Linked DNA regions of Mus musculus: region 1 is linked to region 2. The links are chromatin loops, found by intact Hi-C in ENCODE. Cell type or tissue: left cerebral cortex. All regions are shown on one strand.

Region 1 (2,500 bases), 250 kb before region 2:
TAACAGCAAAACAACTCCTATGTTAGAGTATCTGTATGTGTCCGCGCGTGTGTGTGAGAATGAGAGACACACACACTACTCGCCAGTGTGTCCTAAGTCCTTCCACGTAGACAGGGATGCAGGTGACACCAAAGGCTGACGTCCTGTGTTTTTTCTTTGTTTACTGGGTGCACCTTCCCTCCTTACTCTACCCTGTCATCCACACTAAGGTTATGGGCAAAAGCCACTGTGCCTAATCTTTTAAATAGGTTCTGAGGATCCACATTCAGGTTTTCACGCTTGCATGGCAGGCACTTCTCTGAGGGAGTCATTTCCTCAAGTCGATATTCATAAAAACAATTCTTTATCCAAAAAAAAAAAACTTACGGAGGTAAATAACTGATTTTCAAACAGTCTTTTTGAATTCTGAGCAAGTTTCCGCAGACTCAGGCTATGCTTGTTAATAACTACCGTGTTGTTTTGCACAGTTATATGCATTCTATCCAACATATACTACAGTGACAAAAGGTCTCCAGAAAGAAAAATAAGACAAATTATACAATTAGGAAATAAAGGTGTTCACAAGATAACTTTTCTATGAAGAATTCATGACATGGCTTCTCATTCTTTTTCCCATGGGGTATTATTTTGTAATATATTAGATACACCTAGAACTCACCCTCCAAAACCTGAGCACAGAGACCAAGTGGGTGTCTATATTCTATTTTAAATTAAAAGCAAACACCAAGCTGGGGGGTGGTAGCACATACCTCTAATCCCAGCACTTGGGAAGTAGAAACAAGTGGATCTCTGTGAGTTCAAGGCCACCCTAGTCTACTACAGCACTAGTTCCAGGATAGCTAAGGCTACACGAAGAAACCCTATCTAAAAAAAACAAAAAACAAAAAAAAACAAAAAAAAAAACCAACAACAAACCCATAGTACTAATTACAATCCACTACAACCTCTGAGAACACTGTAAAACAACTACTACAATTGTCTCGTATAAAGGGAATCAGGCATTTCAGGACTAAAAATGGATTCTAAGTATTACCAGAAGGCTACAGGTAGGAATAAATGTCCAAAAAAAAAAAAAAAAAAAAAACACTCATATTAAATCATGCCACTATGCAGCAACAGTGTCCTAAGAGAAAACAGGATAAATTATGGTTTAGATAAAGCAAATTATTTGATTAGTAAAAAAAATAATCACTGGGAATATCTATCACAAAACAATATCTTAGAAATCTACTACGAAAAATAACTGAACTGAATTCAAATCCTATTTTTTAAAAAAAAGGGGGGGGGGGGTGAGTGAATTAGAAGCAATAGCTGCTCTTGCAAAGGACCTAAATTCGGTTTCCAGGCCTTACGGGGTGGCTCACAGTCATCTGTAACTCCATTTCCAATGGATATAACACTATCTTCTAAGCTCCACAAGGACCAGACATACCCATGTGCAACTCTCAAACACATAAATAAATCTTTAAAAAACAAAACAAAACAAAACAAAAAACCTTTTGTTTGATTTTTTTGAAAACACAAGCAAGTGTGGTTGGTGGCAACCGTACCTACTTCAGGAGAGGAGGCTGGAAGACCTTGTCTTGAGGCCAAGAGTTTACTGCCCAGGACACATACAAAATCTCCACCTCAAAATAAAACAAATTATTCCACTAGAGATCAAGCTTAGCATTAGAGCATACATAGTTCAAAGTGGAGTTTATATTTCTCTTTATAAAAATTTTTTGTTGTTTTATGTGTACAAGAGTTGTACATATATGTATATTTGTGCACCACTTGCATGTCTCATGCCTGTGAATGCCAGAAGAGGACACTGGAGCCTCTGGAACTGGAATTAAAGGAAGATATAAACTTGTGGGTGTTGGAAGCCAAACCTAGGTCTTCTGCAAGATCAAGTACTCTTAACCCTGAGCCAAAGTGTGTATTTATTAATATAAAATATTTCTGCTATAATCCTTTCTCCTACCATCTTATTAAGTATTGCTACAGGATATGCCTTTAAGTACCATAATAATGACAATACATAGGACCCATCCCCCCACACCTCTTAGCGACAAACTGAATAGTATAGCTCACTATTGATGTTGGATGCCTCTGCTTTCCCCTCCTCTTCAGTCATCATATCTGTCATCGTAAGCAATTCTGAATCAAGAGGATCTGAAGAAACTTTGCTTTTGAGGTCCTCAACTGTGGCAGGAATCTTCTCACTGCTGTCCAATGGAGCAGGCAGAAACACAGGAACGGGCACCTAACGAAAGCATTTACTGTTAGGTGTACTAAACAATACAAGCTATTTTCTCAAATTAAATGCATGACCTACTACTATATAAATACATTATCAAAGAAAGTCTTTAGCAAGACTAAACATCAAAACTAAGAAGTTTACCATGACAAGAAAATTCCAGAATACAGATACTTTAAAAAAAAAAAAAAAACAAAGGAAAAGAAGAGAAGAAAAGAGAAGAGAAGAAGAGAAGAGAAGAGAAGAGAAGAGAAGAGA
Region 2 (2,500 bases):
GTACTGCTATTATAGGCTTGGCTTTGGTCTACCCCAGGACTGTGTACATTCTAGGTAAGCTCTTTTCCAACTGAGCTACATCTCCAGTCCTAGACTAACATTTTAAGATTTCCCTGGGTTTTCTAAGATTTTGGTAACTCATATGGAAGTAATATATATGCCACTTACTAAATTCATAATCTACTGAAGAGAGAATCCCTGCAGATCATCTTTTCTGAACATTTCCTACACAAACCATTCCAAATATGATGTGTTCAATAAATTTTTCCCACTCTGACTTAACCATGGTACGTTCGTTCGCCTGACACTTACGTCTCCAAGTGGCTCTTCAGCAGTTCATATACAAGCACATTATTACACTGCTTTGCAAAGTACAATGCACTATTTTGGTGCTTTGACAAAATGTTGCAGTCAGCTCCACATTCAATCACAAGGCGGACAATGTCCGAATTTCCTCTTTTGCATGCCTAGGGCAGGAAAGAGGAGTGGCATTGTAAACCATAGTAACTTTAGTTTCTCCACACGGGTCTGGCAGCAGCTCTTGGTGAAAGAGGACAAAGCCTCATAAATGAAAGGGAAGAAACCTGGGAACAGGCATTAGCAAGCACTGGCAACAGACAGTTGTGAAGTAGTAAACTAGAGGCTGCTGTGAGGAACAGCTCAGTGCCCAGGGTACCTGCTAGGACACCCTCTCCAGGTTCTTTAGGCCTTCATGGTTCCAACTGCCTTTCACCTTTCAATGGTTCTCACAGCTGATGCCCAGTGCCAGAGCTCCCTAACTCTGGAAATGTAGGTTCAGACTAATATTACTAATATCACTTATTTCAGGAACCTCCTTCCAGGTCTACAAACTGCTTGTCTTTTCCCAAATGCACTCCGTAGTGAACTAAGGAGCATTAGAACAAACCCACCCTTTAATCTGGGAACTTCTCCAAGTGCCCTTAGAATACTCCCAACCCTGGATGGTCCTGTAGAAAACGCTAGCATACCCCTGCCCCTCTCTGCTCCCGTGCTCTTTCTTCTACTGAGGTGTGCCTGCCGTCTAGCAGGTTCTCAGTAAGACATTACTGAGTGCCACCTTGGTGTACTTACGTGATAATAACAGGCAGACACACACACACACAGAAAGACCACGTAAGCTTAGACTCCTGAATAAAAGACTATTTACACAAACCCAAATCAGTCATAGTGAGGAATCACAAAGCAATGATCAAGGCTTAGGCCTTAAGGGTCTGATAGGAGGCCCAGGAGAAAGATGCAGATTATAGAACACAAGGTTCAGGACAAGCCTGGGGCTGTACTGCAATCCAATGCACTGCTCACACCTGACAGGAGAGAACTTGGCATTGCAGAGAAATCCCAGCTCAGATCACAGCTTATGCAAAGCTGTACCTCAGGGAAGAAATAAGACAGAGCCAGCTACGGACAACTGGATCTGCTGAGTCACAGCAGCACTATGAAGCAGAAACCTAGAACTCCTGCAGAGAGAGGAATGAGTCACTCTAGGCTGAGGCTAGTGAGGAACTTGCAACCTACCATTCAAAGATACAAGAAGGGTGGTTGGGAACAGCACAAACTCAATAACCTTCAACTCAAAACATAATTCCACAGGAGATGGAGTTACAAAATACAAAATAATGAGAGCATATAATCCTCTCCTCCTCTCGGGTGTCTAAACCTATTCATGTGACTACAGTGACCTTGATTGTATTGTCACTACACCTTTTGCACGTGACCTGACTCATGCTAGACAAAGTCATTAAGGCATTCACCTAATGTGTATGGACCTCTGATATAAATTTCTGAACTGGCACTAGATGTATTAATTGATACTAGAAAAGCCTCTCTCTGTCTAGCTTAGCAGACAAACTCTTCCTTCTGCTTTGAGATATAAGCATCCACGTGGCTAGAAACCACCCAAGACATCTGTAAACTGCACATTGTGCAATCTTGGATCTGTCTGCCTCTTTCCAGTGCCTTCTACTTGTAGCATAGAGTTATCATTCACTGAAACACTTGCAGTTCCTTGCATCTCCCCAACTCCTGCTGACTCAGCACCTACAACCCCCAGCTCCCATGACTCTTGCTGGGTCCCTTAGACTGAGCATGTCCCATACATCACTGATCTACCATACTCTCCTGCTTTGATGACCCACTTCTATTCTATGGGAGATCCTGACTTCCAGAGATGGCTTTGTCTCTCTGCCTTTCCCAGTCTGCAGCACCCACATACATAGCCACTGTGAAACTTGACTTACTTTCATGAGCGCAGTCTCACCATTGCTTTGCTGAACATTCACAAAAGCTCCAGCTTCCAAAAGAATAGCTACAGTTGTTAAAAAGTTCTATTAAAAAACAGGAAACAAAAGTGAGTAAATTAATGGAGAAGAAAAAAACAAACAAATTTAGTCCCAAGATTTCCTTAAAAGACAAGACCTTCCTTCTAGCTGTTTTGTAACAAGGAAAAAGACTCACAGATTCAACTCCATGCAGGTGGCTG

Evidence for each region. A loop is a pair of places that touch in the nucleus more often than their neighbours do. Peaks named below come from ENCODE experiments on the same cell type or tissue, not always from the same donor. Only the 100,000 strongest peaks of a DNase experiment are listed, where the experiment ranks them.
Region 1: it touches region 2 in a loop (2.7-fold over the local background); 6 of 42 quality-filtered maps call a loop at or near these places.

The regions. Positions count from the first base shown.
Region 1 is chr14:56,943,814-56,946,313 of GRCm38, reverse strand. Zmym2 (zinc finger, MYM-type 2) reads right to left here. Exons shown (of 25, transcript NM_029498.4): 17 at 2,077-2,248. Among named protein-coding and RNA genes, the nearest start is that of Gm36789, 56 kb to the left of the region's middle. In left cerebral cortex, no CTCF peak of the experiment used is centred here; no DNase peak of the experiment used is centred here.
Region 2 is chr14:56,688,874-56,691,373 of GRCm38, reverse strand. It overlaps Mphosph8 (M-phase phosphoprotein 8), which reads right to left. Exons shown (of 14, transcript NM_023773.2): 9 at 2,259-2,345; 10 at 313-467. Among named protein-coding and RNA genes, the nearest start is that of Gm16973, 11 kb to the left of the region's middle. In left cerebral cortex, no CTCF peak of the experiment used is centred here; a DNase peak (open chromatin) is centred at 1,455.